Regions from separate parts of the Homo sapiens genome. Here region 2 is linked to region 1. A link is a contact called in ENCODE Hi-C or POLR2A ChIA-PET data. All regions are on one chromosome and are shown on one strand. The core of a region is the stretch at or near the end of the contact, and the rest is flanking DNA. Distances in the headings are between cores, read along the strand shown.

The links. A loop is a pair of places that touch in the nucleus more often than their neighbours do. ChIA-PET counts read pairs that join two places held with the same protein, here RNA polymerase II (POLR2A). Pooled maps may share reads with other maps.
Region 2: a map of CD8-positive, alpha-beta T cell shows a loop between it and region 1 (3-fold over the local background). The contact joins the enhancer-like site here to the promoter of HCG27 in region 1. A Hi-C loop is called at or near these places in 6 of 168 maps with a recorded cell type or tissue (CD8-positive, alpha-beta T cell, Calu3, K562 and 2 more) and 5 of 50 pooled maps. POLR2A ChIA-PET finds 5 or more read pairs at or near these places in 15 of 52 experiments (B cell, CD4-positive, alpha-beta T cell, CD4-positive, alpha-beta memory T cell and 11 more).

The regions. Positions count from the first base shown.
Region 1 is chr6:31,194,746-31,199,355 of GRCh38, forward strand. HCG27 (HLA complex group 27) reads left to right here and starts at 3,015. Exons shown (of 2, transcript NR_026791.1): 1 at 3,015-3,137. RefSeq lists enhancers at 858-1,740, 3,878-4,610.
Region 2 is chr6:31,243,791-31,248,365 of GRCh38, forward strand. No RefSeq gene overlaps it. Among named protein-coding and RNA genes, the nearest start is that of HLA-C, 26 kb to the right of the region's middle. RefSeq lists enhancers at 809-1,558, 2,093-2,594. Within about 2 kb of position 2,706, at least 2 of the 41 ENCODE cell types and tissues checked have a DNase peak (open chromatin) inside an H3K27ac peak, as active enhancers do; they include HCT116, where a contact is called at or near this core.

The DNA.
Region 1 (4,610 bases), core at 1,765-4,264:
AAAGTGGCTGGGAGAAGATTTTCTAAATCCCGATGTTGGGCACAGGGACCCCTGAAGTTTTCTTTTGGAACCTTCCTATCTGTCTTGTTCTCCTCTCACCAGGCACATCCCTGCCCTCCAGAGCCCACTTAGTCACACACTACCTTTCAGGACTACCTTCCACATCAGCCAGGTGCAAACCCCACAATGACTTCTGCCATGGCTCCCAATGCTTGGCTGCAACTCTGAGGCCAATTTCAGTGAGAGTAAGGAGCTTATCCAATGGAAGTGTCACTAGGAGTGACAATGGCTGGCTTGAAGATTAGGGAAATAGTGTCTACATTTCAAAAGAGAAGACTGCTCCACAAGGAATGTACAGTTTTGATATGTGCAGGGCTCAGGTCTTCAGGGGATAAATAAGTTCCTAAATGCGCCATCAACAGGAATTTCCTTCAGGATAAATAGGAAAAGAACATTTAGGCTTTTTAATTAAAATTTTATTTTACATGTTTTTAAAATTCACAATAGATATTTTATCCTAAAATAAAGTAAAACCGAGAGGTGACAGCGTGCTGGCAGTCCTCACAGCCCTCGCTTGCTCTCCCCGCCTCCTCTGCCTGGGCTCCTACTTTGGCGGCACTTGAGGAGCCCTTCAGCCCACCGCTGCACTGTGGGAGCCCCTTTCTGGGCTGGCCAAGGCCGGAGCCCTCTCCTTCAGCTTGCGGGGAGGTGTGGAGGGAGAGGCGCGAGCGGGAACCGGGGCTGTGTGCCGCGCTTGCCGGCCAGCTGGAGTTCCGGGTGGGCGTGGGCTTGGCGGGCCCCGCACTCGGAGCAGCCGGCCAGCCCTGCTGGCCCCTGGCAATGAGGGACTTAGCACCCGGGCCAGCAGCTGCGGAGGGTGTACTGGGTCCCCCAGCAGTGCCAGCCCACCAGCGCTGCGCTCGATTTCTCACCGAGCCTTAGCTGCCTTCCCGCGGGGCAGGGCTGGGGACCTGCAGCCCGCCATGCCTAAGCCTCCCACCCACTCCAAGGGCTCCTGTGCGGCCCGAGCCTCCTCGACGAGCACCACCCCCTGCTCCACGGCGCCCAGTCCCATCGACCACCCAAGGGCTGAGGAATGCAAGCGCACCGTGCGGGACTGGTAGGCAGCTCCACCTGCAGCCCCGGTGCGGGATCCACTAAGTGAAGCCAGCTGGGCTCCTGAGTCTGGTGGGGACGTGGAGAGTCTTTATGTCTAGCTCAGGGATTGTAAACACACCAATCAGCACCTTGTGCCTAGCTCAGGGTTTGTGAGTGCACCAATCCACACTCTATCTAGCTGCTCTGGTGGGGCCTTGGAGAACCTTTATGTCTAGCTCAGGGATTGTAAATACACCAATCGGCACTCTGTATCTAGCTCAAGGTTTGTAAACACACCAATCAGCACCCTGTGTTTAGCTCAAGGTTTGTGAATGCACCAATCTACACTCTGTATCTAGCTGCTCTGGTGGGGCCTTGGAGAACCTTTGTGTCCATACTGTGTATCTAACTAATCTGATGGGGACTTGGAGAACCTTTGTGTCTAGCTCAGGGATTGCAAACGCACCAATCAGCACCCTGTCAAAACAGACCACTCGGCTCTACCAATCAGCAGGATGTGGGTGGGGCCAGATAAGAGAATAAAAGCAGGCTGCCCGAGCCAGCAGTGGCAACCCAGTCGGGTTCTCTTCCACACTGCTAAAGCTTTGTTCTTTTGCTCTGCAATAAATCTTGCTACTGCTCACTCTTTGGGTCCATAGTGCTTTTATGAGCTGTAACACTCACTGTGAAGGTCTACAGCTTCACTCCTGAAGCCAGCAAGACCAAAAGCCCACCGGGAGAAACAAACAACTCCAGACGTGCCGCCTTAAGAGCTATAACACTGACCGCAAAGCTCTGTAGCTTCACTCCTGAGCCAGCGAGACCACGAACCCACCAGAAGGAAAAAACTCCGGACACGTCCGAACATCAGAAGGAACAAACTCCAGACGCGCCACCTTAAGAGCTGTAACACTCACCGCGAGGGTCCACAGTTTCATTCTTGAAGTCAGTGAGATCAAGAACCCACCAATTCCGGACACAAAACTTGCTTAATTACAGAAAATATGAAAAGTATATAAAAGCAGGGTCTCACTCTGTCGTCCAGGCTGGAGTGCAGTGGTGTGATCACGGCTCACTGCGACCTCAAACTCCTGGTCTCACACGATCCTCCTGCCTCGCCTCCGAAAACTCTAGTTTTACAGATATGAACCATAGCGCTAGCTCTTACTGTCTTTCTTCAACACGTCCTCCCATCCTTCCCTCCTTTCTCCACTCTGCATTTGACCCCGGTGTATTCCAGCCTCCAGGCCAACACACGTGACCACGTCTGCCTGGGGCAGTTGAAGTAAAGGACGCGAGGCGGCGCTGTCACCGCATTCTGTGAACCGCAGCGCTCTGGGTCCCTCCCGCTGGTCTAGTATCATTTCAGTGAACGTCACTCTACATTTTTTGTGTGTGTGTGAGATGGAGTCTCTGTCGCCCAGGCTGGAGTGCAGTGGCGCGATCTCGGCTCCCTGCAAGCTCCGCCTCCCGCGTTCAAGCCATTTTTCTGCCTCAGCCTCCGAGTAGCTGGGACTACAGGCGCCTACGACCACACCCGGCTAATTTTTGTATTTCTAGTAGAGAAGGGGCTTCACCATGTTGGCCAAGCTGGTCTCGAACTCCTGACCTCAAGTGATCCGCCCGCCATGGTCTCCCAAAGTGCCGGGATTACAGACGTGAGCCACCGCGCTCGGCTGTCACTGCAGACTTTGATGGGGGCCACACTCGGGGTATAAATTAGGATCCTCACTGAAAGGGCGGGACCATGGAGGCTTTTTCTTGGCCCCTTAGTTGTGGGTTTTCCTCTGGGCGGCGAAGCCAGTTTCCATCAGAACTGCCCAGAGGCGGGCGCTGCCTTCCTGGGGTGACGCAGCAGCAGGAAGAGTTTCCGGATCCTGGAATCCGTGGGCGGCCCGTGGGAGGGGCTGAGGCTCATTTCTCTACTCACCTGTCTCCGAATCCGTCGTGGTGTTTCAAGCGAGTCAAGATTCCAGATCGCGCCCCAGGCTGGACTCGGAATTACTGCCCCGCGGGTCTGCATTTTCACAGCGGCAGGTGTGAGTTCCCCGCCGCTGGAGACCAGAAGCCTGAAGGCAGCTCCGCCCACCCCAGCCCACAGCGCCGTTATTCCGTTTCTATATCAGTAAACACTTGTCATTTTCCGTAGACCAGGGCGGGGTGACGGGTGATCCCAGTCCTCGCAGTGAACTCTGGGGCGCAGAATTCAAAACGCTTGCGGTCGCCGAGCGCAGCCCCGCCCTGGGTTATGTAAGTGACAGCGCTGGGCCGTTTCTCTTTTTTTTCCGGACCCCGCAGTGGCGCCTAAAGTCTGCAAGGAGGAGGTCGCCTCTGTGCTGTGGGTCCAGGAATCTAAGGCGAGTGCTGAGGGAGAAAATGTAGTTGATGGGGCAGAGCAGAAGGGGCTGTAGGTGGGTTGGAGGGGGAGGGGAACGGGCAGCCAGGCCTGGACCCTGGGGAGTGACTCACCCGGAGCCGAAGACCATCTCAGCTTTCCCTAGCCCAGAAAGGGTGGGACTGGCTTTATTTCTGCCTGCCATCACCTCAAAATGCCGTGGGACAAATCTTACATATTATTATTGTTATTTATTTATGTATTTTATTTTTTTTGAGACAGTCTTGGTCTGTCACCCAGACTGGAGTGCAGTGGCGCCATCTGGGCTCACTGCAACCCCCACCCCCCCGGGTTCAAGCAATTCTTCCTGCCTCAGCCTCCCAAGTAGCTGCGATTACAGGCACCCCCCACCACGCCCGGCTGATTTTTATATTTTTAGTAGAGACGGGGTTTTGCCATGTTGTCCAGGCTAGTCTCGAACTCCTGACCTTAGGTGATCCACCCGCCTCGGCCTCCCAAAGTGCTGGGATTACAGGTGTAAGCCACCGCGCCTGGCCGGGAAATATCTCTTACAGAAATAAAGGCAGTTGGCTGGGTGTGGTGGCTCACCTGTAATCCTAGCACTTTGGGAGGGTGAGGCAGGCAGATGGTTTGAGCCTAGGAGTTTAAGACCAGCCTGGGCAAAATGGTGAAACCCCTTCTCCACCAGAAATACAAAAAATTAGCCGGGTGAGGTGGCTCATGCCTGTAGTCCCAGCTACTCCGGAAGCTGAGGTGGGAGGATCACCTGAGCCTGGGGAGGTCGCGGCTGCAGTGAGCCATGATTAACCCACAACTGCACTCCGCCTGGGTGACAGAGTGAGGCCCTGTGTCAAAAAATAAGAAAGAAAGAAGAGAGAGAGAGAGGAAGGGAGGGAGGGAGGGAGTTGAGGTTCAGAATATGTAACAGTGTTTATTGCTATACTCCATTCAATGGACTATGGACTATTATGCAGTGATTTAAAAGTAGGAGTTTGGGCTCACACCTGTAATCTCAGCATTTGGGAGGCTGAGGTGGGCGGATCACTTGAGGTCAGGAGTTCGAAACCAGCCTGGTCAACATGGTGAAACCTCGTTTCTACTAAAAATACAAAAATTACCCTGGCATGGTGGCACACGCCTGTAATCTCAGTTACTT
Region 2 (4,575 bases), core at 1,456-3,955, 49 kb after region 1:
AGTGTTTGATTAAATAACTAGACACTATGGTTTAGTAAAATTGACACATAATACCCACCACCCGGGGGTCAGCCCCCCCGCCTGGCCAGCCGCCCTGTCCGGGAGGGAGGTGGGGGGGGTGAGCCCTCCGCCCGGCCAGCTGCCCCGTCTGGGAGGTGAGGGGCGCCTCTGCCCGGCCGCCCCTACTGGGAAGTGAGGAGTCCCTCTGCCCGGCCAGCCGCCCCGTCCGGGAGGGAGGTGGGGGGGGTCGGCCCCCCGCCCGGCCAGCCGCCCTGTCCGGGAGGGAGGTGGGGGGGTCAGCCCCCCGCCTGGCCAGCCGCCCCGTCCGGGAGGGAGGTGGGGGGGTGAGCCCTCCGCCCGGCCAGCCGCCCCGTCTGGGAGGTGAGGGGCGCCTCTGCCCGGCCGCCCCTACTGGGAAGTGAGGAGCCCCTCTGCCCGGCCAGCCGCCCCGTCTGGGAGGGAGGTGGGGGGGTCGGCCCCCCGCCCGGCCAGCCGCCCCGTCCGGGAGGGAGGTGGGGGGGTCAGCCCTCCGCCCGGCCAGCCGCCCCGTCTGGGAGGTGAGGGGCGCCTCTGCCCGGCCGCCCCTACTGGGAAGTGAGGAGCCCCTCTGCCCGGCCAGCCGCCCCGTCCGGGAGGGAGGTGGGGGGGTCGGCCCCCCGCCCGGCCAGCCGCCCCGTCCGGGAGGGAGGTGGGGAGGTCAGCCCTCCGCCCGGCCAGCCGCCCCGTCCGGGAGGGAGGTGGGGATGTCGGCCCCCCGCCCGGCCAGCCGCCCCGTCCGGGAGGGAGGTGGGGGGGTCGGCCCCCCGCCCGGCCAGCCGCCCCGTCCGGGAGGGAGGTGGGGGGGTCGGCCCCCCGCCCGGCCAGCCGCCCCGTCCGGGAGGGAGGTGGGGGGAGTCAGCCCCCCCGCCCGGCCAGCCGCCCCGTCCGGGAGGTGAGGGGCGCCTCTGCCCGGCCGCCCCTACTGGGAAGTGAGGAGCCCCTCTGCCCGGCCACCACCCCGTCTGGGAGGTGTGCCCAACAGCTCATTGAGAACGGGCCAGGATGACAATGGCGGCTTTGTGGAATAGAAAGGCGGGAAAGGTGGGGAAAAGATTGAGAAATCGGATGGTTGCCGTGTCTGTGTAGAAAGAAGTAGACATGGGAGACTTTTCATTTTGTTCTGCACTAAGAAAAATTCCTCTGCCTTGGGATCCTGTTGATCTGTGACCTTACCCCCAACCCTGTGCTCTCTGAAACATGTGCTGTGTCCACTCAGGATTAAATGGATTAAGGGCGGTGCAAGATGTGCTTTGTTAAACAGATGCTTGAAGGCAGCATGCTCGTTAAGAGTCATCACCAATCCCTAATCTCAAGTAATCAGGGACACAAACACTGCGGAAGGCCGCAGGGTCCTCTGCCTAGGAAAACCAGAGACCTTTGTTCACTTGTTTATCTGCTGACCTTCCCTCCACTATTGTCCCATGACCCTGCCAAATCCCCCTCTGTGAGAAACACCCAAGAATTATCAATAAAAAAATAAATTAAAAAAAAAAAAAAAAAAAAAAAAAAAAATACCCACCACCCTAGTCCATGCTTGTGAACTTGGCACCCATTAACGTTTTCTTAAACCATACTTAGTCTCCAAATAAAAACAATTATAAAGTCATACTTTTGCTAAAGATGATACAGCTATCTTGCATCCATCTAAAAACACTAACCATTTCCTCAGAAAAAAATTCAAACTCAATGCATGATAAGCATTTTTCTCTTCGATATACTGTAACCTAAACACCATGTTTAAAAAAAGTTGAACCATCATTAATAAAAGGGAACTATTATTAGCACATTTTATGTTTTATTACAAGATGATAAGGAAAAGATGAAAACAAAGGTATTTGCTTAGTACGTGTATGGGTACATACACACAGACATAAATATCATTGTAAAAACATAAGGAAGAAATGCTTATAACATTTACTGTCTTTATTTCTGCAACTGATCACATGGTTACAGCTGGTTATTTATTTATTTATTTATTTACTTATTTATTTGATACAGGGTCTTCTTCTGTTGCCAGGCTGGAGTGCAGTGGCATTACCTTGGCTCACTGCAAACTCCACCTCCTGGGCACAAGTGATCCTTCTACCTCAACCTCCTAAGTAGCTGGGACTGCAAGCACACCACCAAGTCTGACTAATTTTTTGTATGTATTTTCAGTAGAGATGGAATTTCAGCATGTTGCCCGGGTTGGTCTCACATTCCTCGACTTAAGGAATCCACCTGCCTCAGCCTCCCAAAGTGCTGGGGTTATAGGCATGAGCCACTGTGCTGGTCACAACTAGTGTAAATAGCTTTTTTTCACTAACCATCCCATAGTCCCACTGCCTTCAGCAAGTCCGTCAGCTGATCAGGTTTCTTTTCCTGCTTGGGTGACTCATACCTTCATTCCTGAAGGGCATGGGTCATTAGTAGTCCTGCCTGACTTGGGTTGTTGTAGTTTTTATTGACTTTAATTATAGAGCAGAGTATTACTAAGAGATGCTCTAAAAGATCTCCTGTATTTCAAACATAGTCTTATTTACTGCCATTGTGTAGTAGCAGACCAATTTCCCCCTGATGACCAGGACCAATCACCCCAGAAAGTGCAGTAACTCCTTCCTTTGTCTGTTGATTCAGTAACATGAGGAGCTGAAGGGCCCGGGTGGGTGTCTTAGCTTCCAGCTCAATGGAATAATTTCTGTGTCTCCTGAGGGAGTATTCCTCCCTTTGGTAAACCTCTAGATCCTGATCCTATTCCTCGTGACTGTGCAAGACCTCCCAACCAGGGTCTCCAGTACCTCCTACAGGTGTGTTTGGGCTGGCAACAGGTCTGTACTTTCCTGAGACAGAGCTCCCAAAGGAAAAGGCAGACTACCATCTTTGCTGTTATGTAGCTTTCACTGGTGATATCTCCAGTTACTGGAAAATCTGAGGCAACTGGGGACTGGAGCAGGCCCTCAGCAAACTGCAGCAGCCCTACAGAAAAGTGGTCAGACTATTGAAAGAGAAAACAAAAGAAGAGAAAAACAAAACCCATTCATAGATCAGCAACCTCAAAGAATGAAGATAGATAAGCCCACTAAGATGAGAATCAGCACAACAATGCTGAAAACTCAAAAAGCCAGCAAGGGTTTGGAACCAGGCTAAAGCTGAGATGACTGAAAGAGCAGAAGTAGAATTCAGAATATGGAGAGGGAAGAAGTTCACTGTGCTAAAGGAGTACAGTGTGACCCAATCCAAGGAAGCTAAAAATAATGATAAAACATTGCAGGAGCTGACAGACAAAACAGCCAGTATTATAGAAGAATGAAACCAACCTGATAAAGCTGAAAAACACACTAAAAGAATTTCATAGTGCACTCACAAGTATTAACAGCAGAATAGAACAAGTGGAGGAAAGACTCTCAGTGCTTGAAGACTGGCTTTCTAAAATAAGACAGGAAGACAAGAATAGAGAAAACAGAATGAAAAGGAACAAACAAAACCTCTGAGAAACATCAGATTATGTAAAGAAACTGAATCCATGAATTATTGGTATACCTGAAAGAGATGGGAATAATGGAATCAATTTGGAACACACTTCAAGATATCATCCATGAGAACTTTCCCAACCTAGCTAGACAGACCAACATTCAAATTCAGAAATGCAGAGGACACTAGTAAGTTACTCCATGAGAAGATCATCCCCAAGATACAATCATCAGATTCTCCATGGTTGAAATGAAAGAAAGAACGTTAAGGGCAGTCAGAGAGAAAGGCCAGGTCACCTACAAAGGGAAGCCCATTAGACTAACAGTGGACCTCCAAGTGGAAACCCTACACACCAGAAGAGATTGAGGGCCAGTATTGAACATTGTTAAAGAAAAGAATTTCCAACCCACAATTTCATATCCAGCCAAACTAAGCTTCATAAGCAAAAAAGAAATAAAATTCTTTTCAGACAAACAAATGCCAAGGGAATTCATTACCATCAGACCTGCATTACAAGAACTCCTAAAAGAAGCACTAAATATGGAAAGGAAAGACAGTTACCAGCCACTACAAAAACAAGCTGAAGTACATAGACCAGTGACGCAATAAAGCAACCACATAAGCAAGTCTGCAAAGTAACCAGCTAACACCATGATGACAGGATCAAATCCATACATATCAATACTAACCTTAAATGTAAATGGGCTAAATGCCACATTTAAAAGACACAGAAGGGCAAGCTGGATAAAGAACCAAGACCTATCAGTATGCTGCCTACAATACACTCATCTTACATTCAATGACACACATAGGCACAAAATAAAGAGATGGAGGAAAATTTTCCAAGCAAATGGAAAGCGGAAGAAAGCCAGGGTTGCAATCCTAGTTTCTGACAACACAGACTTTAAACCAAGAAAGATAAAAAAAGATAAAGGTGGGCATTACATAATGGTAAAGGGTTCAATTCAATGAAGAGATCTAACTATCCTAAATATGTATGCATCCAATAGAGGAACACCCAGATTTATAAGGCAGGTTCTTAGAGACCGTCAAAGAGATTTAGAACCTCACACAGTAGAAGTGGTG